Regions from separate parts of the Mus musculus genome. Here all the other regions are linked to region 3. Evidence: chromatin loops called from intact Hi-C (ENCODE). Cell type or tissue: heart. All regions are shown on one strand.

The links. Hi-C counts contacts between places; a loop is a spot of excess contacts. Peaks named below come from ENCODE experiments on the same cell type or tissue, not always from the same donor. Only the 100,000 strongest peaks of a DNase experiment are listed, where the experiment ranks them.
Region 1: it touches region 3 in a loop (6-fold over the local background); 2 of 42 quality-filtered maps call a loop at or near these places.
Region 2: it touches region 3 in a loop (3-fold over the local background); 2 of 42 quality-filtered maps call a loop at or near these places.

The regions. Positions count from the first base shown.
Region 1 is chr1:24,674,299-24,682,298 of GRCm38, reverse strand. Lmbrd1 (LMBR1 domain containing 1) reads right to left here and starts at 3,755. Exons shown (of 16, transcript NM_026719.2): 1 at 3,483-3,755. The coding sequence starts at 3,542. In heart, CTCF peaks have their summits at 731 (motif pointing left) and 3,701; a DNase peak (open chromatin) is centred at 3,648; H3K4me3 peaks cover 1,938 bases; H3K27ac peaks cover 1,421 bases.
Region 2 is chr1:23,378,414-23,386,413 of GRCm38, reverse strand. It overlaps Ogfrl1 (opioid growth factor receptor-like 1), which reads left to right and starts at 3,239. Exons shown (of 7, transcript NM_001081079.1): 1 at 3,239-3,599; 2 at 7,356-7,442; 3 at 7,610-7,688. The coding sequence starts at 3,363. In heart, no CTCF peak of the experiment used is centred here; DNase peaks (open chromatin) are centred at 3,003 and 6,093; H3K4me3 peaks cover 2,038 bases; H3K27ac peaks cover 1,685 bases.
Region 3 is chr1:23,915,989-23,923,988 of GRCm38, reverse strand. Smap1 (small ArfGAP 1) reads left to right here and starts at 1,608. Exons shown (of 10, transcript NM_028534.3): 1 at 1,608-1,951. The coding sequence starts at 1,834. In heart, a CTCF peak has its summit at 3,538 (motif pointing left); a DNase peak (open chromatin) is centred at 1,618; H3K4me3 peaks cover 2,631 bases; H3K27ac peaks cover 1,270 bases.

The DNA.
Region 1 (8,000 bases), 760 kb before region 3:
CCTCCATCAGATCCAGCTGTAAGGCATTTTCTTAATTAGTGATCAATGTGGGAGGGCCCGGCTCATCTTGGGTGGGGCCATCCCTCGGGTGGTGGACTTTAGTTTCATAAGTAGGCTGAGCAAGACAAGAGGAACAAGCTGTGAGGACAAGCTAGAAAGCAGCACCCCTCCATGGCCTCTGCATCAGTCTCTGCCTCCAGCTTCCTGCCCTGCTTGAGTTCCTGTCCTGACTTCTTTCAATGACGAACAGTGCTGTAGAAATGTAAGCTAAATAAACCCTTTCCTCCTCAAGTTGCCTTTTGGGCATGGTATTTCATCACAGCAATAGAAACCCTAACTAAGACATACATTTTAAAAAGCAATTCTGACATTTGGGCACATGATTTAAAGGGGATTTCGTGGGGACTGCTGGCATATTATCATGAAACAAGACCCTAACTGTCCTTGCTTTTGCATTCTTCACCACTACACACAAATACAACAACACAACTACTTATTACTTTGTTTGATGAAACAATAAAAATTCATTTTATTAAATTTCAACCTGTAAGTTTTGACCTCTGTTCGGTAAGATAAAAAAGGACGTATAGGGGCTGGAGAGATGGCTCAGAGGTTAAGAGCACTAACTACTCTTCCAGAGGTCCTGAGTTGAAATCCCAGCAATCACATGGTGGTTCACAGCCACCTGTAATGAGATCTGACGCCCTCTTCTGGTACATCTGAAGACAGCTACAGTGCACTTACATATAATAAATAAATAAATCTTAAAAAAATAAAATAAAAAAGGACGTATAATGTCCCACTCTATAGCAAAGTATGATGGTGGTTACCAGACAAGGTTCCTTAAAACTCTTAGAGCTGAAAGCCAATCTTCCTGACACAACAGCATTCTTTATTTGAAAAAACAACTGAAACTAAAGTGACTTAGACTTTGGTTTTTAGTGGTACTTCTCAAATGAACAAAAATGAAATATCACTTACAAAACCTACAGAGGGTTTAACCAGCATAGATGTTGGTGTCAGAGCTGAGCTTGTTCCCAAGACCCATAAATAGAAGGAAGTTGTCCTCTGGCCTCCACCCACACATTGCGGTGCACTCTCTCATGCATGAACACATGCACACACACACCTGCACTGACTCCACCCCAGCCCCAGGAACAACACACATACAAACCATACAAATGAATAAAGTGTAATTTAACATATATTTTTTAAAGATTGATTTATTTATTTCATGTATGTGAGCACACTATCGCTGTCCTCAGAGACACCAGAAGAGGGCATCGGGTCCTCATTACAGATGGTTGTGAGCCACCATGTGGTTGCTGGGAATTGAACTCAGGACCTCTGGAAGAGCAGTCAGCGCTCTTAACTGCTGAGCCATCTCTCCAGCCCTAAAGTGTAATTTAAAACCTCAAGCTTTTGAGTGACATTTAGAAACTTGGAAAGCTTGAACACAGTAGTGTGAGCTTGACAACTTTTCAATACTTAGGACTTCTCAGGACATTTCTGACCAGATCTGTGTTTAATAAGTGTAATATATGATGCTGCCTAATTCAGTATATCCATATTTAGGAGATGAACTGCGAGTTACCACTAGCTCCTAAGTAGCAAACAGAGATCACAAAACAGAGCCAGGAATGGGCAAAAGCTCCCCTCAGCACTTAGTCGGACTCATGGCCTTGAACGTAAGGGAAGACAACGCTCTCGGTTTTAGATTGCACACTGCCACAGAACCTGAAGAAACTGGTATGTGCTAGCTTTTGGTGCAATCACAAAGAACATCTCCAGCTACCAAAACAGTCCTCTACTTCTGACTAGGTTTTGTACACACACTTCAACCAAAATAACTTTCTTGAAGACAGAACGAAAAGCAGACATGAATACAGCTCCTTTCTAATAAGCCAAGCACTAAACAGACTGACAGTAATTTTTGTTTGTTTGGGGGTTTTTGTTGTTGTTTTTTGTTTTGTTTGTTTTTTGAGACAGAGTTTCTCTGTGTATCTGTGGCTGTCCTGGAACTCACTCTGTAGACCAGGCTGGCCTTGAACTCAGAAATCCACCTGCCTCTGACTCCCAAGTGCTGGGATTAAAGGCGTGTGCCACCACTGTCCGTTTAATTTTTAGTAAATCACATTTTGCACCTCGCAACAGTACTTCTCTACTGCCGGGTTGTTCCTGATTCAAGGCCACAAACTATCCAAAGGCTACTTTTCCACTGGCACTTTCTTCCAACAGTATCCTCTCCCAAGTCCTATTTCCCTTATAAAATCATATTTTCTCTTTCAATGCTTAAGATCTCTATTTCCTAACTTATGATCAGCCCCCTCTTAAAAAGCCACTTATTATTTTGTTTGTATCCTCCTAGATAAAACTACTGTATCCACAGTAAAACTACTGTGCTTTAAATGCTTTTTCATTAATCAAGATACTCCAACTCTACGTTCCTGCTGGTAACATGCTTATTTTTCACTAAACATATGGGCTGGGAAAGCCAGTGAATTCTCTCCTAGTACAGGGCTAGATAGCCTCCCTCCAGGACACAAGCTAAGCATGGCCCAGGGCAATGGGATTTGTTAAAGTGAAGGGAGCATGCCAGTACTAAGACTGAATTTAGGGTTCCTGAACATGCAAGGCAAGTGTCGTGTGCGTGTGTGTGTCTGTGTGTGTGTCTGTATCTCTGTGTGTGTGTGTGTGTGCGCGCGTGCGCGCGCTACCTGATGAAAAACTGAAAAACTTGACTACCTGAACAAACTACCCAAGGGTCAGTATAGGGAATCTGAAACACATCGGACGAGTTTCAAAATGCAAACACTAACTGACCATAGGACTGAAGTCTTTGTAGAGTGGGGAAGGATTTGACAATATGAAATGTCATAAGAGAAGCAAACTAAACGAAGTCAGAAAGTAACAACCAGGTCACTCTGAGTCACTACAGTTGGGTTTTGTGCACCCAATGATCAGAGAAGTCTGGAAAAGAAGGCACCTGAGGTCAGACAGGTAATAACCTCCCGCCTGGCCAAGCGGCTCTACAGCGTTCTAAGTGGAATGTAATACCTAGAACGTGACACTCACGTCATCAAGGCAGAATCGCACAATGGGCGCGGGGAAACAAGGGGGGGCGGGGGGGGAAGGAGGCATTTAAACAAATAAACAATTGATTCTGTCAGAGCCCAGAAGCCTGGCCCAGAGGCGGTGAGGACTCCAATTCAAGCCGTGATCACGCCTTTCTCCACCCCGAGGGTCGCTCGTCCCCAAACTCACCCGCCAGCTACATTCTCAGACAAGAGACAGAAGCTGGCTGAAGTTAGGAAGGAGACCGCGGAGGATCAGCGCCTCTTCGCCTTCCTCCGGAGACCCTCGCGGACCCAGCAGAGAGCAGGGCGGGCGAGGAGGGTCCCCGACAGGCGAGGCCAGCGCTGGCCCGCCCTCCTCCTCCTCCCACCCCCTCACCCTGGGAGAACTCGGAGCGCCTCCCCTACCAGGAGCAAGAGGCCGAAGATGCACCAGCCGATCACCAGCTCGGCCGCCGCCGCCGCCATCTTCGCTTCCGGTCCGGATAAGCCCAAAGGGGTGGGGAGGGAAGGCACGGGACGGGACGGGACGGAACGAAGAGGGACCCGGAACTGCGCAGCCTAAAGGTTAAAGGGGCGGAGGGGCAGAGCGGAGGGTTGCCAAGGAGACCCGGCCCGCGAGCGTCCCCTGGCGACCAGCCGAGCCGAGGCGGGGCGCACCCGACGCACCGTGACGTCACCACGCTGCCCGCCCACGCGCGGCCTGCGTGCCACTTGATCTTGCTGGCACTCTAGGAGCTTTACGGAGGCAGGGCTGTGTCTGTGCCTCTGAATGTAGAGTGACATTACGGGTTTTCATTGCTTCCAAAAACAAGGTTTTGATCCCATTATGCAATCAGAAGTCATCCTGGTGCAGGAATGACTCAGAATAAAAGAATGTCATCTGCCCAGATGACTTTATAATTTGCTGATGACCAGGTCACGTCATTGCTTGACGGCACTGTGCTACCACGTGATGTTTCGTTTTGTTTTGTTTTTTCCATCTGCGCGTACCTGTGAATTTCCATGATGGTTTCATACAATTAAAATGTCCGAGTCTATGAACTGTAGGTGCTAATAATATGCTCAAGTGAACAAAACAGAGATTGTTGTAAATCTTATGTGAAGCTGAGGGAAAACCTGGGATGCTTGCCTGGGTCCCGTGGTGTATTAGTGTGTATTTAAATTGAATAAACAAACCCCGGCGTGATATTTAGTTTTGATTGTGGACGTTTGTCTGTGGGCTTGATACAATGCAGAACCATCTCGGAAGACTCAGTGACAAATTGTCTCGAATACATTGTCCTGTGGGCTTGTGAGGGATTTTTTCCTTTAATTGGGCTGAGGTGAGAAGCCCCACCCTGAATGTGGGTGGTAACATTTCCACATCCCTGGACCAGAACTGAAGACTTACTTAGCATGCGTGCATAACTCATTGCTGTGTGCGCTTGACCTTGGATGTGAGTAGCCACCTCTAGTTCCTGCTGTCTATAACATCACCACAACAATGCGCTGAAACCTTGCACTGTGAACCCAATAAACACTTCCATCCTTAGGACACTAAGACACTTAGGATGCAGTCAAAACAGTTTATGGATGAACTCCATCGTCGCTATAGTTTATTCTGCTGTGATATTATTACTCACCTTGGTCTTATTTCTGACTGGAAGTCTGCAGTAGTTAAGGGTTGGGTAGAAGTGTCGAAATGAGAAGAAAGTGGAAACAGAATGTGTTTTATATGAACCGGTCCCATCAGAAACTCTCTGGTGGAAGTGTGTGTCCGTCTCTGAGATCTCATGTGTGTCCCCAAGTGCATCACCAACAAGTCATGCTTGTGCTTTACTTCTTGAGCCAATGCCTTTTAACCCTTCTGTAGTAGGCTTGCTGGTTAGAGGAGATATCAAAAACCACCTGAGACCAGTCATCCCTGTTGTCTTCAATGGCCCAAATCCTCTTTGAAAACGATCACATAATCAGTAATTTTGTGAGCACAAGCTGTTCCTCCTGAAGCTGCATTTCCCTAATTCTGCCATGGAACAAATAACTTACTTTTGCATATTTCCATAGGATTCAGATCCCATTCCACATTGGTATGAATCAGACAACACCTTTCTCTATATCGTAGTATTATGTCCATTTTCAAATAGGTTCCTTGAGACCTCTTCCATTAGGCAGTTGTCCATCACTAAGTGAAAGTACTTGAGATAATCAATTTATAAGTCTTATTATGGTTTATGATTTCAGAGGTTAGAACCCATGGTTATCCAATCTATTGCTTTGACTCATGGTGTCTTACATGGTATATTATGTAAGACTGTGTGGTAGAGAAAAACTTTACCTCATGGCAGCTGAAGAACAAAAATAGAGGAAGCGACTGAGTCCACTTGTGGTGGTTTTGTAGTTCTACCTCCTCTGTTTCCTCTCTAAAGTATCCAGACACAGCTGATACACACCAGGTTTGAAGGATGAAGCAGCATTCGGAACCAGTGGGGTCTACAGGACTCCAGTCTAGTGTGAGCAGGTGCCAGGGAGAAGGCCTTCTCCAAGGATTTTGATGAATAGCTCTCTTAGACCATCTTAGCTTGTGTACATACCTTTCTTCAGGGAGGGCTTGTATGCGTACACTTTATTCAGGGCAGAGAAGGACTATATATGAGCAGAGAGAAAGAGAGAGAGAGAGAGAGAGAGAGAGAGAGGTAGAAGATGAGAGAAACTGGATTCCTCAGACAAGGTTCCAGAAAGGGAAGCCTTGCTGGTGAAGGAAGTCTTCCATTTTGTGTGGAGATCAGAGGAGCTATCCCGACCCGACATGGTAGACTATCCCTTTCATTTGCAGGCTTTCCCCACAGGTTTAAATAGATATGGCTCCAATAAACTCATGTGTTTGAATGCTTGCTGGGCCCATAGGGAGTGACACTGTTAGGAGGTGTGGCCTTGTTGGAGTAGGTGTAGCCTTGTTGGAGGAAGTGTGATGTATTGTGTGGGGGAGGGGCTTTGAGGTCTCCTATGCTCAAGCTACACCCACTGGGGCTCCCAGTCTCATTTTGCTGCCTGCGTGGATCAAGATGTAAAACCCTCAGCTCCTCCAGCATTATCTCTGCCTGCGTACTGCCATGCTTCCCACCATGATGATAATGGGCTAAACCTCTGAAACTGGAAGCCAGCCCCAATTTAGTGTTTTTTTTTATAAGAGTCGCTGCGGTATCTCTTCACAGCAATGAAACTCTAACTAAGACACCTCTCAAAGGTCATGCCTTTGGTGGCCTAATTTTCATTAGGACCCACTTTCTGTGGTCTTTCCACCTCCCCAAAGCACTGCATTCTGGGGATTCCATCTCCTTCAGTACTCAAGTGTTTGCCTCATGTTTCAGATCCAGACTATGGATTTCTGTCATATGAGATTGCTTCTAATCCGTTAGTTATTTTTTTAGCAAAGGATTGCCAAAACTGTGTACACAAATATGCATACATTTCTCTCAGTCAGCAGCATGGAAGAGTGCATAATTTAAATTCAAAGCTCTGAATTAGGTTGTAAAGCTGACTGTATGGGAAATTCTAGGCAAGTAAGGCTGGTTTGAAGCTTCTCTCTCCCCCCTCCCCCCTCCTTTCTTTTTGAGACAGGATTTCTCTGTTTAGCCCTGGCTGCCCTGGAACTCACTCTGTAGACCAGGCTGGCCTCGAACTCAGAAATCCACCTGCCTCCGCCTCCGCCTCCGCCTCCGCCTCCGCCTCCGCCTCCGCCTCCGCCTCCGCCTCTGCCTCCGCCTCCCAAGTGCTGGGATTAAAGGCGTGCGCCACCACTGCCCGGCTCTTGTTCTCTTAAAGGCAGGCTAAATTTACAGAATGATTCCATAGTAGGATGGTGTATAACTAGCTTGGCTGGAAGGTCTGTTCTCCCAAAGTTCAGTTAGATATGTTCATAGAAATCTATGGCTATGGTTAGCCAAAGGGAGAGGCTTTTTACAGCTCAAGAAAAGTGAGTGGGAGAGTGGCCGGGAGGGAGGGAAAGTGATATAATGCTGTTTAAATTAAATACAGAGAGATGAAGAGGGGTTGGAGAGATACCTCAGGGTTAAAAGAACTTTCTGTTCTTCCAGAGGTCCTGAGTTCAATTCCCAACAACCACATTGTGGCTCACAAGCATCTGTAATAGGATCTGATGCCCTCTTCTAGTGTGTCTGAAGACAGCTAGTGTACTCATATACATTAAATAAATAAGTGATTTATTAAAAAACATTAAAAATAAAGATAGTTAGGTGTGTGTGTGTGTGTGTGTGTGTGTGTGACTATCTCTCAGGTGATTGTAAACTTTATCAGATTGATATAAAGTGTCAAAAGAATGTAACTTCTGCTGAAGTGGATTTTATTGTGAATTCTCTTGGCCTAAACAGGAAGACTAGAACAAAAGACAATTTTTTTTTTGGTCCTCAAATACTCAAAACTATGCCGTAGAGAGGCCTAGGAGACATACACATGTGCCCATAATCCTTTTATGAAGTACTTTTGGAAAAACAAAGTTAGATTCTGATTAAATGACATAAACTGGAAGAGAAAATTAAATATATATATATATATATGTGTGTGTGTGTGTATAAGAATTAGTAGAAAGAATAAAAGGCATTGAATGTATTAATAAAGAGGAAAGATGGACAAGCAAGAAGAAAAAGTAACATCATTTGGATACAAAGTAGAAAATAGAAGAAAGGTCAGACTTGGTGTCTTTGAAAGCTAAGCTATGGGACAGAGTGGTTTCTCTGGGCCGGTGGCTGGGAAGTTGAAGTGGGCTGACCCAAGCCCAGTGGAGAGGGGTCTCCAATGTAAAGGATCCCACAGAACTGAGCAGGGGCTTAGCCCTGCACTCATCAAGATAACTCTGTAAAAGAAACCAGACCTGGATATGATTTGTACCTGAAAATCATACGCTTAAGCCACAGTGAAGTTCACCTA
Region 2 (8,000 bases), 540 kb after region 3:
TGAACCTTTTCCTCCCTGAGTTGCCTTTTTGGTCACAGTGCATCCTTACAATAGTACTAACCCTTATATGCTACCATATCCAGCAAAAGGATGCATTTCTAGAAACACACTTAACTGTTAATTCAAGAATGTTGTATGCTCTCAAAGGTAGGAAGTTTTTAAAACATTCTTCATTAAGGGTAATTCCTTTATTACAGGGCCTAAGAGATATTCAGAATTAACTATTAAAAACATATGTTGAATACAATGTAGGCATATTATTGCTTTAAACTTACTCTAAGAGTTTTTCTATACTATGCTTTTATAATTTCTCACCTAAAACTACATTCACCAATAAACACATTTCACACCTTGGCAGATGATCTATAACCCTATTAAAAAACTAATAAAAAGATCAAAAGGTATAAGAAAATGTAGGAGCTTAACTGTAGCAGTTACTTATGATTATATATGTAAATATATGTATGCTTGCATGCACGCTCCCCACTGTATAACAGAGCACTTCAGAATTTAGTGACCTAAAAACAGTAGTCATTTTATCAAATTTTACGACTCAGAAATTTGAGCAGTGCTCTATTGGGTGTTTATTTTGTTCCAAGTAGGATCAATGAATCTTACTGAATGAGATTTATCTGGTGGATGAAGTCAACATGAAGCCATTCACATTTCATAGGAGATACTGAGAGGCAGGGGTTAGTCGGCAGACCTGGCCAGGGTCCACATCCAGTGGCCTTTTCGGCGAGGCACTATCATAGGAGTTGAATTTACATGTCAGCCCAGAGCTATCAGAGGGAATAACCCAAACTAATATACTGAAAATGCAAAGTTCCCTTTGGCTTAACTTTGAAAATCTTAAAATATATCTTATTCCAGGTTCTATTTTTTAAGGTAGATTATAACCAATTCAAGAGTGAGGGTTAAAACTCTATCTTTCTCTTTCTCTCTTTTTTTTAAATTTTGAAATTAAAATATGATTATATTATTTTTATCCTTCCCTTTCCTCCCTCCAACCCTTCCCATGTACCCTACTCCCTTCTATTTATTTTTAAAAATCAAGTTCACAAACTATGTTTTTAAAAAAATTATTGTTGCATATAGTGGAAGAGGTAGGGGAAACCCTGAAAGAGCCAGAGAAACAGGAGTTTGCTTTGCGATTTCCTCTTCTAGACCTGTCAGGGAAGCTACACCCAGGAAGACTCATGAACATGAGCTGAACAGGGATGGCACCGATAGACATGCTAACACGAAAAGGGGGAAGTCTCATGGGGCCTCAACCCTAGACAAAGAACTCCATGCAACTACGACATTCTGGGAGCAGGGAAAATAGACTCCTAATTACAGGACAGCAAAGACATTGCAATGGACTTATTCTACAATACAGGTGGGAAACAGGTAGAGCACCTGGGCACATTACCACTAGGCTTTCAGCTCCGATCTTGGACTAAATGTTCACTTTGCAGTGTATTCTAGTCCGGTTCTGATGGAAGACAAATGGAATCCCTGAATTTTAACAGTGTCAGATTGATTTGTTCTACAGCTGCCCCATACTTTTTTTTTTTTTTTCTCACTAAGTCATTGTCAACATAAACCATGATCAGAGGTTCTCTGCAGTGACATTTATTTGGGATGAGCAGAGCCCTGGGAGAGAGGAGACGAACAAGAATTAACCACAGATATAGTCAACAGGGTTTGAGGAAGGATTCGACTCTAAATTTAAAAAGAGATAAACTTACAAAAACGTCTTGAATATCAAGACTTTGGGTTTTGGAGGAGGGGGGAAGAAGGTCTTGAGGTGGGTTCCCTTGTATAGTTTGTAGGATTGCTAGGCAAATTCTCTGCGTGAGCATTCGTATGGACTGCTGCAGTCTTAATGTTACAGATAATCCTATCCCCTTCCCGACCCCCTGTTGTGGGAGAGGTGCGCAAAGCAAGCTGGCCTATTAAAACAAACATCTTATCAACCAAGAAACTCCCTACCTCAGACAGGTATGAACACCCCTCCCCCAATAATACTGTCAAGTTCTAATTTTGTTTGGATCTGACAAGGACTTCATCCTAATATCATCAGTTTTTATGAATGAATATCTGACCAGAACGTTCTTTTTGTGTGGCCCCTGATAGTCATAAGGTCATTAAAGGTGAAGCTAGATGCCATTCCAGAGAGAAAAACCTGGCTTCATTTTGAAGATGAGGAGACTACCGGGGTCTCAAGAAGTTACGTGACCTGTCCAAAGCCAGAAACTGCTAGTAGAGTCACACCCTACTGTGAAGTTTGGAAAGAAACAACCACTGATTTATCTGTGGAGAGGCATCTTCTAGCCAAATCTTCCTTAAGCAATACCCATCTACCTGGATTTGCAATCTATTTAATTACTAGTTCTGAGTACAATTGATGCATCTAATAAAACTAACCCATGATCCCAGGCAATGTCCCACGGCAGAAAAAATCCCATCAAGACTCAGGTGCAGGCATCGGGCCACTAGCTCCTGGAGTTGGTTTCACGCTCTGCCATTTTCAGATGCTTTGGTTGTTATTTTGCCTAGAAGTATTCTTACAGCAGGTTTGCCTCTGGTCCTTAGAACCATAGTCTTCAGCACTCCACTTAGAACCAGCCTGTTCATTGTATAAATGCCGACGTTTTTCTGCCCAGAGCACAAATGTGGACTACTCACTGATGAAATAAATGTGCTGGCCTAATTCTTCTTGCTCCTTTGTTTCGAGAGAAGTTTGCTTTTAAGATGAGGGGACAGAGAGCTCTGACTTTTATTTTATAGACCGCAGGGATTCTAGGTGGCCTTAAGTACTGTTCCCGAAGCTTGGATTTCCTGTTTAGAGGGTGCACTGTCAAGATTAGCTTTTGTCTTCTGCTGTGGCTAATTTGTCTTCCTCTTGGAGCAGCCAGTGGGGGCGGGGGTGTGGGCAGGACCGGTCTGCTGATGGAGACACCTCCTTCCACTCTCTGACCTGGGCGGGATCAGGCTTCTCGCTTGGCTGGGAGGAGCCCCAAGGGGGCGGATCCCGGTCCACAGGGGGCGGGGCAGCTGACCCCTGGCCACTCCCGGGGACCGTGGAGGGGGGCGCGTCCCGGTGGAGCTGGTGCCGCGCGCTCGGGAGTGGGTTGGCTTCGCTGGGGCGGGGCGGGGCAGGGCGGGGCGGCGGCGGGATGGGCTGGCTGGGACGCGTGCGGCGGCGGCTCCGGGGGGCCCGGCTCCTCCCCGCCTGTGCGCCGGAGCGCCGGCGGCCGCGCTGAGCTGTGCGGCGCGGGCCGGGCGAGCAGCCGCCTGCGCCCCGAGCGAGCGGAGCGCGGCCATGCCCGGGCCCTAGCGCGCTACCGCAGCCCGCGCCCGCCGCCGCCTCTTCAATGGGCAACCTGCTCGGCGGGGTCAGCTTCCGCGAGCCCACCACCGTGGAGGACTGCGACTCCACCTGGCAGACCGATTCGGAGCCCGAGCCCGAGCAGCCGGGGCCGGCAGGCGGTGGCGAGGGCCAGCAGCACGACGAGCCGGAGCAGCCCAAGCAACCTCCCGAGAGAGCCGGAGGGCGGCCCCGCGCCAGCCCCGTGCCCGAGGACCACGCCGAGGCGGCGGGCGCGGAGCAGGTACGCGGCCCCGGGACCCACGGTGGGCCCGGCGAGGTCGTGCTCCCGGCGCCCGGGAGGGGACTGCCCCCGGGGATGCAGGGCGGGATGCTCGGCGTGCTTGGCCCGGGCACCCGACCTAAGGGAGCCTGCGGTGCCCAGGTGGCTAGCTGCTAGCCCAGGGGGCCTTGCTGTGAACCTCGCAGGGAAGTCTCCCCAAGGCAGACCCCGACCCCACTCGGTGTTCTCTTTGCCTCTGCAGCGCAGCTGGGTGATGCGAAGGTGGGGTGGGAGGAACTAAACTAAAAATAGAAGATTGTGAGGAGGACCCGGCCAGTGCCTGTTATTGATTTTTTTTTAATTTTAATTTTTTAAAAAAAGATTTAAAATATTATTCAGAGCAAGACAACTGCAGTTGTGAAGCGGCCCGCAGCCTCCCCCTCCCAGCGAGGGTCCAACGGGCATTAAAAGTATCACAGAAGGTTCCTGAGCAAACTTAAAATAACACCGTTCATTTCCCCAAGAGAAACCTTTCAACGACTTGAGTATTCCTTTAACATTTACGTTCACCCAGAAGACTTGTTGATCCAACCAAGCTTAAGTCAGTTGACCAATACAATTAGGTAGATAGGTTAGAAGAGAGATAGATGGCGTCCCTTAACCTCTTGTGGCTTCAGAAACTTTTAAAAGGAGGAACTGTATATTTTTAAAGAAGTCTGCACCGTTTAAGGTTGGTGGTTCTGTATTAGGCCTCCCTCTTACAACTTGAAGGAAAATGGAGCCCAAAATCCAATGTGACTTTAGGGGAAGCATCACCTTTCCAGGAAGTCCGAGCCTTCCCATCCAGGTTAATTGAGCGTGTTATTGAATGGAATGCAATTTCCAGGTGTGCGGTCCGTTTTAATTCCCCATTTTGGAGAACTGTGAGCCTTAAAGGAAATCTTGCCCAAAGCATACGAGGAGAAAAGTATGTCTGTGGCCAAAGTGAGGGCCTTGGCCCTGCTAATGAGATCTTGGCCGCCCTTGTCTTCTGTTCCCGTTTGTATTTTGCACTTAGTGTTATGTGCTCAACCCCAAAACAATAGCGCATGCCACATTTCAGCGTCTTATCCTCCCATTTGTCTTCCAAGTAAATAGCAAATAGCCACTGAGAAGTTTGGAATTAAAGAAACAAAAACAAAACTTGTTAATACAATTAACTAGGTCAATTGTAAAATAACATACCATTTCAACAAATACTCTGCAACCTGAGTAAGAATAGAGCATCCTTTAATTGTTAATTTTTGTTCCTGGAAGTTCCACCAGACTTCTTAAATAATCGTTGTGACGCTGTTTTGACTCCTTACTCTATTTGCCCACTATGCGGACCGGTCAGTTCCCCCTTTAAAGGAGGTTGCAGACTGGTTTCACCCGCTCACTGTCTTTGCTCTCATCCATCTCTGTAAACGTTAGACAAAAGATGGTACCACTAACTGAGGTGAGGAAACCTGGGGTGAAAGATGTTTCAGAGGTTAAGTCAAGGCTTATGCTAAGTTTTGCGTCCTATTAGACACCCAAGTGGATGGGCGAGTAGTTAATGGTCTCTATAAATAGATGCTCCGTCTAGGCTGGAGCTATAGGCTTGCATTTAGTATCTATACATAGATACTGTCTAAGCTGGAGCTATAGGCATGCATTTAGGATAAGTTGTACTCAAAAAAAAAAAATCAATGCAAGATAAGAGGTCATCAAAGAGTCATGAGGGGTGAGAATAAGGCTGTCTATACGGGTTGTGATTAAGACGAGAAAAAGGGGAGCAATGGTACAGGAAGCAAGTCAGGAGAGAGTGGTATTCTGACAGCTAAGTGTTAACACTGCTTCAGGGCCTTACAGGGTCCCAGCTGCTGGGAAGTCCCTGGGATGACCGCTGAGACATGATTTGAGTAAATGGGGGATTGGTTTGGAAAGTTCCTAATAGTCCCATTTTAAAGCAATGCCCTGGACAGAGTGTCAGTTCCTTGGTGAAGATTCACTTCAGAAGAAAGCAGAGACACAGCCTGCAAGTAGGGTAGACCTGGGTCAAGGGAGGCGTTATGCTTAGGATTGGAGAGACTACAGTGTGTTTGGTGGTTGCATGGAATGGTTTGGAAGAGCCAAGTTTTGATGATCCAGGGAAGGGGAATTAAGGAGCAGATTCCTTGCTGAGGAGGTGAAAGCGGCCAGGGTACAGCAGTGAATGGGGCAGACTCTGGCGGGCTGAGGGATGCCGTCATTTACATGGTAGTCTTGGGGAACAGGCAGGCCGTGAGTCATTAGCTTCGTTTCACAGATGATGAAACTAAGATTCAGCTAAATGATTTGCTTAAGGCCTCACACATATTAAGGAGCAGAACGAAGCCTCGCACTACTCTCCTGGATCCAGAGACTTGGGTCGTTGATCTTCATGACAGGATTTTTCAAATATCCATCACTTCTAGCAGGGACAAAACTGGTTCCGACCCAATTAGTCAGACATGGGAAGCAGCGACTTCTTACACTGTTGCTGGGCTCTGAGCCTTGTTCACTTCCTCTTAAGTTCCGGCAGCCTTGTTCCCAAGATGCTGGCACTAATAACTGTCAGTCAGGCGTGTTGCACGGAAGTGTTTGGTAAATGGGAACGTGCTCTCTGCAAGTGCTTGTGGTTGTAGCTCAGGCTAAATAGATTCTGAACCTTGCTAGGCAGAGCTATTTTGAAAAGTGTGGCAAGAACCAGAATTGGAGCTTTTCCTTGCTTATGTAACATGACAGTGTAACGACTGTTAAACAGCGGAGGGCTGGGTGTTAAAGTATCTCTGTACTTGTAGTAAGAGTGAGAAATCACACCACTTCAGAAATGCGTGAAAGCTGCTTAGATGATGCCAGTCTGTCAGCACAGACAGGGTGGGAAGGGTTGAGACAAAGGGTTGGGGGCAGACTTCTTGAATATTCATATCTCAGCACCGCGGTCTTCTTTATCATGTTCCGTTGTACAGTCCTGTGTGTCACTGGACAAGTGCATTTTGCCATACAGCATATGGTCTGGATAATTAGAGGTTATTAGACCTGCATCTTCTCCGTTTAAAATGACATCACATTGCTGGCACTTTGTAAACAGCATGAGCAAGCTATCACATAGAAAGTACTTCAGTGTTTGTTTCACCCGAGAGCTCTGTCTTGCTCTGTGTACTTATGTCAAGTTTGCTGATTTCTAGCCCACTGATCATTGAATGGGCAGATGATTACTCATGCCTTGTATGTTTGTTATGGTGCTTTGAAATAGTTTAGAAAGCTAATTTAGTTTAAAGCCCTCCTTTTCTTTCATAAATACTGCTTGACTTTCAGGCGCAGCCAGGAGATGCAAATTTAATGAGAATCTTCTGCATAGAATTGATTTACCAACTTAACCCTTTCACGGCACCCTAGGAAATACGCTTTGTCACAGGCTCCATTGTATAACAGCTGGTGGAACATGTTTTCAATTCGTTCTGAGCACTGTTCTGCATCGTTACTGATGCTTAGCATTTGCCCTCCACAGGCACTGAACGATAAAGTCTTTTTATTTAGTGATATACCTTAGGACAGAAGTTTTTAGTGCAAATAAGGCAGGTTGATGCCAGCAAGCACAGCTCGAAAGCATCACGGAAGAGACAGAATCATTTCCTTCATCTTGGCAGGTTGGAAATGCTCAGGGATCTTTATGGAGGTTGACTATTTTAAGTTTGTTCCAGAAGTTTCTCGGTATGGTTCTCTGTGTAAGTGGAGTTCCACTTTGTGTCCTAGGGCGGCGAGTCCACGGAAGGAAATGCCAAACCAAAGAGAAGCTTCTATGCCGCGAGGGATCTGTACAAGTACCGACATCAGTACCCAGTAAGACACTGCTGTGCCTTTTCAATGTGTTTCTCTGATTTTACTCTTCCGGTAAACAAACATGTCCGAAGGGTCCTTGTGCCGTGTGTGTGTGTGTGTGTGTGTGTGTGTGTGTGTGTGTGTGTGTTTCTATACACCAGAGATTAATTTATCTTTTCCTCTAGCAGAACTTCAAAGATATCCGATATCAAAATGACTTGAGCAACCTTCGCTTTTATAAGAACAAAATTCCATTTAAGCCGGATGGTGAGTAAGCCTCCTTGCTAACATGCAGGTTTTAAACAATAACATGTACCTGGGCGTGCGTTCCTTCTTCTGGGCTTCACGCCTTCTTGCTGCATTTGCTGGATGGTTACCTTGGTTTTGGCTTGCCGTGCCGGCTGATGTGTCCCCGGAGCCCTGGCGGGTAGGGCTGCTTCCATCCATTTAGTGAGCTGTGGAGAAATAGATATTGGTTAGTTGCATCTTCTCACTATCTGTGTGTCTTGGTGGTTATTGACAAGTTAGGAGGGGCAGGGTTTCTGTTTGCTGGTTTAGTTTAGTTTCTTTCATTTAGGG
Region 3 (8,000 bases):
GCATAATTGGTCCCTAGTTAGTGACACTGTTTGGGTAAGTTTAGGAGGCATGGCCTTGCCGAGGCAGTATGTCACATGTGTAAGGTTTGAGTTGTAAAGCCTTTCTGTGTTCCCAGCATGCTCTGCTTCCAAGATAGCCTCCAGCTTCTGCTCCAGTGACTGTGTCTTCTGCTCTCTGCCAATGCTTCCCTGCCATGATCCGCTTTTATGTCTTTGGAATCTTAAGCCCAAGAGGGATAGGTAGAGCGTATCACAGAGAATCCTGCTTCCTGCCATTCTTAGCATCTCTCCTACCTCAGGCCAGGGCTATGTTTATTCTACTTACATAAGGCCCACACATAGTATTGCTCATACTTACTACACAGCAAGCCGAATCACTCCAACTGTTTCACTGAGTTCAACCTTAGTAAACCTGATGGGCTATCATCGAGAATGTCTTCCTTTTTAAAACTGTCTTTCCTTGCAGGGAAGAATGTCGTTTACATTGTGTTATGTAGGAACATCTTCTGAAACACACTGTCAGTTTCAGAAGCCTTGTGCTTGGCCTTCTTGCAAAGGACCATCACAGCTGGGCCTGTTGACTATTTATGTTCCACCATAGGGAGGGTATATGGAGACTTATGGAAGGGAACCCCTACCACACTATTCAGTCACTGTTGTATGTGGTTCTGCCCTGCTTGTATCTGGTCTCAGGGAGGGGCTAGAGGATATACCTGGGGGAAGATGGAGGGAGGGAATTCCATGTCAGGTTCCTAAGGACCATCATCCTTGCTATGTGCAGACCTTCCAGTGTGGCTATTCTAAGGTCATCTATGCTCCTATCCATACCCCTTACCAGTTGCTCTTTAAGCCTAATAAGCTCATTGGTTCTCCTGGGTGAACTTTGTTGGAATTATACCTAAGTTTGTCTTTAGGATCTTACGAGAAGGAACAGGCTTAAGTTTCTCCCAGGGAAGGGATCCTAGCAGCACACAATTTCTTAAAGTGACATCCCTTTAATAATTCACTTTTTGATCACTTTCCCTCTTCCTAGGCGGGGTATATTGCCTGGTTTTAACTCTTCCACTTGTAGCATGGCCAAGTGACTTGACTGTTTTGCCTCATTTTCCTGTATATGAGATTATCAATATTGTTGAGGGAGGTAGGGTTTATTACGTTACCTCTCCCCCCCAAACATGTCTATTTTCCTCTAAAACGTAAGACACTTTTAGCCCCATTTCATTCCATCCGCTTCTAGTATACCGTTTCCAAACTCCCGATGCACACACATGGGATGCATCTACCCATTATAACTATATATATATAACTATAATTTGGACATTTCCAGTGCTGTGTACACAAATGCAAAGACTGTGAAAAATGCAAAGACTGTGAAAGTCGCTTCCCGGTAAAAAAAAAAAATTCTTCCACTTTCAGGTCTCTAGAGGCTTCAAGCGACGATCAGGTGTCAAGAGTGGGGAATCTCGCCCCGGGGAGCGTCAGACGCTTCTCTGGAATCACCTTGGGAGTCTCCCGGCACGCGGGCAGCTGGGCGCATGCGCAGCGCCCAGCGCTGCGTCCTCCCGGAAGCGGCGGCTCTTCCCGCCCCGCCCCTCGCCGGCTCGGGCGGAGCGTGCGGCGGGCCCGGCGAGGAGGCGGGACACGTCGGCGCTGGCTCGGCCGCCGCCGCCCCTCCTCCGGTTCCAGCCGCCGCCGCCACCGCCGCTGCCGCCGCTTCCTGGGCCGAGTCCGTCCGCGGCCCCAGCGGCGTCAGGTGCCCTCGCCCGCCCGGCCTCGCCAGCGCCGTCCGCCCGTCCGCTCGCCCGCGTCCGGGCCCGCCGCCCCGCCGCCGACATGGCGACACGCTCCTGTCGGGAGAAGGCTCAGAAGCTGAACGAGCAGCACCAGCTCATCCTGTCCAAACTGCTGAGGGAGGAGGACAACAAGTACTGCGCCGACTGCGAGGCCAAAGGTAGCGCGCGGGCTTGGTGGCCGCTCGGCCGGGGCCTCCTGCGGCTGTGACCTTCCCACCCTCCGCGGCGTCTCGTCCGCGCCGGCTCTCCCGGGAGGGCGGGCGGCCTCTGGCTCTCGGCTAGCACGGAGGTCGCGGCCTCAGCCTCCGGCTCGGAGCCGGCGTCGCGCCGCTGCCACCGCCTTGGGCCGCCGGCTGGGCGGTGCTGATAGGGCTGTGGGAGCCCTCCTGCCTCAGCCTCAGCGACTCCGTGGGTGGAGTCGCCCTTAGGTCCCTGTCCTCTTGGCGACCCTCCCTTCCTCCCACGAGATCGCGTCGTCCTCCCTTTCCCCAGTGGTGCGGTGTCCCAGATGGAGCCCTACCTGCCTGCCCACCTGACAGCTCTTGCACAGGGCGTTTACTTCTGTTTCTGAAAAAGAACAGTGTTTTGGGGTGGTTTGAGATGTCACTGCATAACATAATCGAGATAGGGTTTTCATTATTTGTGTATACTATGTATAACACACACACACACACACACACACACACACACTCACACTCTCTTATTCTGGATGTTATAGTGTCCTAAGGAAAGTGTGTTATGTTCATAAAGAGTTCAGTCGTTAGATTCCCCCAGACGACCCATTGGCGAATTTGTGGACACTGGTCTGTCCACTTCATAAATGTGGAAGGTGCATTTTAAGATACTGAGAAGAAGAAGAAGAAAAAAAAACCCCACTATTTTTAGTTCAGGTGGAGGTTTCTGCTTGAGCCTTTGAAATAGATAAATTATTTTTAGCTGATAGTTTTTGTTTGGAGATGTGGTTTATTTCTAATGTAAGTAATATCATGGAGAGTAATGGAGATTTAAAAATCCTACTTCTATGTAGTTAGGAAAATGTACATTTGATTTTTCTCTGGGAAATAGGTAGTTGCTGGGAGCAGAGACAGCCATTGTGAGCGAGGATTAAGATTTCTGCATTATTTAACTACTTTTCTAGAGTTTTTACTGTTTTCTCTCAACACTGAGCAAAAGAGTCCATTGCAGTAGGCTGGGTTATATGTGAATAAATTAAGTCTCATAACATCAGCATCATCTCTCTGTCATAACAGCTACTTCCTTACTGGGCGAAATCACATGTACACACTTTAATTGGGATTTTTATGAAGCACTTTACAGCATTATAGTAACTTGACTGTGAGGTTATCCCATGTAATCCTTAGGCAAGGCATTTAAAAGAAAAGGCATGCCTGATTTTTGTAGTAATATTTATTTGCTTGCTTGGTACTTGATTCTTGCATGTGGTTATTAGGAAATAGTGTTCTGTATTGAAGCTCAGTCACTCTCTTATCTTTTTACTTGTAAAACACTTAAAAAAAATAGGTTATTAGAAGCTAAGAAAAGGAACAAGGGCCAGAGTTAGTTTATGTTTCATCACCTTGAGTCCTAACACAGTTAAGTAAAGACTCTGGTCTGGGAAGCTGTGGCTAAAGAGCATCCAGGGCTGCAGAGATGGTCTAGGGTCAGAACACCGGCTGCTCCCGAGCCACATAGCAGCTCTCTCTGTAACTCTAGGAACAGCAGGTCCCAGGCCCTCTGCTGGCCCCTGTAGCCACCAGGCATGCAGATGGCACAGAGACATGAAAATTCATACACATTTGTAAAAGAATTATGTAAGTCAATGTAAGCCAATAATTTCCTTTCATGAATAGAAGTAACTTAAAAGATTCAAATTTCTTTCTCCAAAGGGGTACTGCAATCAGATTTTCAGATTTTCACTAAATGTGTTAACCTTTTTTTTTTTTTTTTCTGTTTTTGGGAGATGGAAAGAAAGCAATTACGTTCTTCTTTAATTGGGTAAAGAAGTTTTACTTCTGAACAGTAGGCAACATTTGTTTTGATCACTTTTGTGTAACCGCGTGAATCCAGTCCATGTATGTGGAATGAATAGCTTTTTATTTTGCTCTTGTTTAGTCACTTAATTATGAATTTTCTCTTTTCTTGAGAAGTGGGAAAAGTGGGATAGTCTAGTATCAGTAGTTCAAGGGCTCCACTGGAAGGCCATGGGCTCTGTTGTCAGTGACTTAGAAAGATTATGAATTTCAGCCAAACCTAGAATAATGGTTGTAAATTATTTTATTGTTTTATTTTGATACTTAAGGAAATATTCACTGGTATGACCATTTCACATTTTACTTAGGATTTATAGGGTGTGTGTGTGTGTGTGTGTATGTATGTGTAAGATGCATTTGTGTGTACTGTGGGATCAAACACCATTGATTTCTATGTGGGAGGCAAGCATTTTTCCACTGTTACATCCCTCCTCTTTTTTGAGATGGGTTTGTCATCCTGGTTAGCCTCAGTCTTGTGATTTTCCTATCTTTCCTTCCTGAGTATGCATACTATACACTGTATAACTTTATACACTTCTTGTAAAGTTTTGTGCTTTTGGTATGGGCGAGCCCATTTTGACATATTCTTAGAGTAAAATCCTCCTTGGCTTTTTGTATGACTTTGAATCTGTTGTTCTATATGTCAGTAACCATAATAAATGTAAGTGGTGAAGTTCTGTTTTCTTACTTTAAAAGAGTTTCCCATTATTCTGTGAGAACATGGACCTAAAAGAAAGCTTAGTTTATCATCTGTTACCTGAGTAGAGTTAGCAGAGGAGTGCCGGTTGGATTTTGACACTTTCTTAGTCATTAGCTTGTATGTCTGGTACTGACAGTATTAGCAAGGAAGGAGGACATGATGGCACAGGTCCCGGCTCCTGCTCTTGACCCTGTTCTTCAATACATTGTACAACTGGAGAGCAGGAACTGCCAGATAGAGCTGCCTGACTCCGGCTATCACTGTGACTCTGCAGGAGTTGAAAGCAGTTCTCATGATTATTAATTGGTGGCAGTATGGGTAGCGAGGATATGGAGTCATTTTAAATTTGCCATCTTAAATTTACTTTTCAGAATTTAAGCTTCATTCATAAGTAATACTGGCTTTGATTTTTTTAAAATATGTAAAAATTGGAATGAAAATGACTTTCTTGCTCAGTAAGTTTTAGGGCAGTCAGAGACTCAAGGTTTTGAACCCTAGAGTTAATTTTTTCAGACTTTGTAGTATTCAAAGGGTATGCTGCTTTCTTAATTCAAACACTTCTTTTTTCCACAGGTCTTGAGGACAGTTAAGAACTGGATTAGGTTTTGGTACAGAAACTTTTATAAGACTGAAAGGAGTATGTTTAATGGAGACTGAACATGGCAATATTCAGAATGAGTGATTCTGAAACAGTATGCCAAGTGTAACGGTAGCGGCTATAAGAAATAACCTTCTCGGCCGGGCGTGGTGGTGCACGCCTTTAATCCCAGCACTCAGGAGGCAGAGGCAGGCGGATTTCTGAGTTCAAGGCCATCCTGGTCTACAAAGTGAGCTCCAGGACAGCCAGGGCTATACAGAGAAACCCTGTCTTGAACCCCCCCCCCCCCAAAAAAAAAAAAACCAAAAAAAAGAAATAACCTTCTCTTTCTTTCTTTCTCGCCCTTTCCCTGGGCCTTGACCCTTGCTCACCAGCTCTGATGATTCCTCAAAGCCTTTGTGCTAGTCCTACGAATGAGCCTTCTGGCTTCTGTTGTTTCAGCTTTTGCTCATCTTTACATTTTGCTTAAATGTCATTTCTAGTTTCCCTTCAGCTTCCCAGACTAAGTTTACTTTTATTTGTACACTTGCGACATTATTTTAAATCTTACCACACTTATAATTAGAACATCACTGAAGTAATGGTTGGGCACTCCATATTTCTATTGAATTGCAGCTTTGAAGGAGAAGTCTTGTTTATGTTGCTCAGAGTAGCTTCCTCAGCCTTAAAGCACAGTGAATGAGTTTGGTAGGAAAATAGAACTCAGCAAATACCTTTTGGTTGTATGAATGAGTATAAGAATGAACAGTCAGAGGCAGTGAGTGTGAATGAGAGTAAGTACATTGTAAAAGGGCGTGGCGTTGGGGGACCCTGTGAATCACAGGAGACTTGTGAGTTGAAGGTACAGTGAGCTTTCACTAACTAGAGCAAGAATTAGACGACACTGCTATATACACCCAGGGTATGGTATATAGAAGGTAGAAGTGGTTTCTATATGGCCGTTTTATTTTGGCGAGCTGTCTTTGAAAATGATCAGATTTGGTTGAGATGGTATGGGAGGTGATTATTACTGGTAGTCAGAGTCCAAGGGTAAGAGGATCGTGCGTCATGTACTGTGTGCCAGTGTATGAATCAGGATGTAGAGCAGGGTGTAGCTACAGAGCCACTGCGTCCAGTTTTTGTTAGGGGTTTAAGGGATCGGTGAAAAACCTGCAGGAAGTTAAAACTCAGGAGTCATTTCTGGACTCTGACCACATCATGCCAGAATTGTCATTGCTTGACTGCCGTAGTTGTCTTTCACTCCCTCAGTTGGTGACTAGGTGGGAAGATGGAGACACGTTTAGATGGTTTTGTCAGTAGTTTCTACTGTAGTGGGGTGGCTCATGCTGCACTTGTGCTTTCCACGTGCTTACAGTGGGCTGACTCTAATATGTAAAGACACCTTGCCTTTTGGGTCAGAGTAGAAACAGCTGAGCATATTTGGTTGTAAGAGCCAGCTCCAAGAGTTAGCCAGGGAAGGGGTTAGAGAAAACTCTTGTAAAAGAACTTTTACTGAAAAGTAAAGTTTACCCCAGGAGCTGATGTTTATGCTTACAGAATTAATTTATAAGCACAGAGGTGTGTAGCTGGTCTTGGCTTATTTGTGGTGTTCTCTTTTGTCCCACCCTTTGTCTCCCCCTCCTGGGTTTATCCCTATCACTGGATAGGAGAGAAAGGATTGGGGGTGGGGAGGGCATACAGAGACCCCGAATCTAATCTCTTCCTTGTTTCTTCTTTGCTTGTAGTGGCCTTTCTACTTTGTGGTTCTTCCTTTCCCACTCTCAACCCCTCCCACTTCACCCCCGTCGCTTGATAGGAGAGAAAGAGTGACGGGAAAGGTATCTCTGAGTCTAATTGCTTCCTTGTTTCTTCTTCGAGCAGTTACTAACATACCACGACACATCACCAACCACCAACTCGGCCTCTTGGGGTCCTAGCATTTTATATACCCTCTGAAAAGTTCCCAGAATTGCAGCCAGCAAACCATGCCTCTGCTAGAGCATGAGGCAAATCATAGTCAGCTGCATCCCCATATCCCTACAGGTGGTATTAAAACAAAAACAGATTATTATACTATTTCTGTTTTTTTTAATATAAATACTTCAATTTTTAAAAGTTGTAAATCTGAAAGTTTCCTCAAATACTGACCCTTGATCTTTGTGGATCTGTCATTCGCAGGCTTCTGCTGGGCTTGCAGCTTTGTCTGATTGATAACCACGTTAGATCCTGGGTATCGGGGCTGGAAAGCTGACCAGTGGAAATCATTAGTCTCTTTCTGACATACTGTTTTAAAACTTGAACTATATTTTTTTCCTTCGAACTTTTTGTCCTTAAAGATTATTTGCAATATTCTTTTATTACTTGACTTCATCAGTGGAGAATTACCGGTAGTTTCTCTGCAAAATGCATGCTTTTACACACATACCCTCATTCTCTCTCACACAGATACACACACTTTCTCACAAAGACATTCAGTTACATGTACACATACTCTCACCCACACACTCTTTACACATTCTCTCTCTCTCTCTCTCTCTCTCTCTCTCTCTCTCACACACACACACACACACGCACACACATACACAGGATCCCTGAAGGATTAGAACCCTTCCCAACCCCCAATATAAATGTTACCGATCTTTAAAACACTTGAACTCTAGTTGTCACTAGGACTGGAAACTTTTTCTATTCTGACTATGTAAGGCACGGACTCAAACTTGTTTTCCTTACTGCTAATGGTAACACTACCAGTGATCTTTTGCTGGGTAGAATCCAGCCATTGTTTTCTTCCTTAGTTTTTAGTTTTCTCAAGGAAGATCAAAGAAATTTAGAGGGTGTGTTATTTAAGTTGTAATTATGAGAGAAGTTGACTGCCCCGTGTCCTGACCACTGTAAAGAGT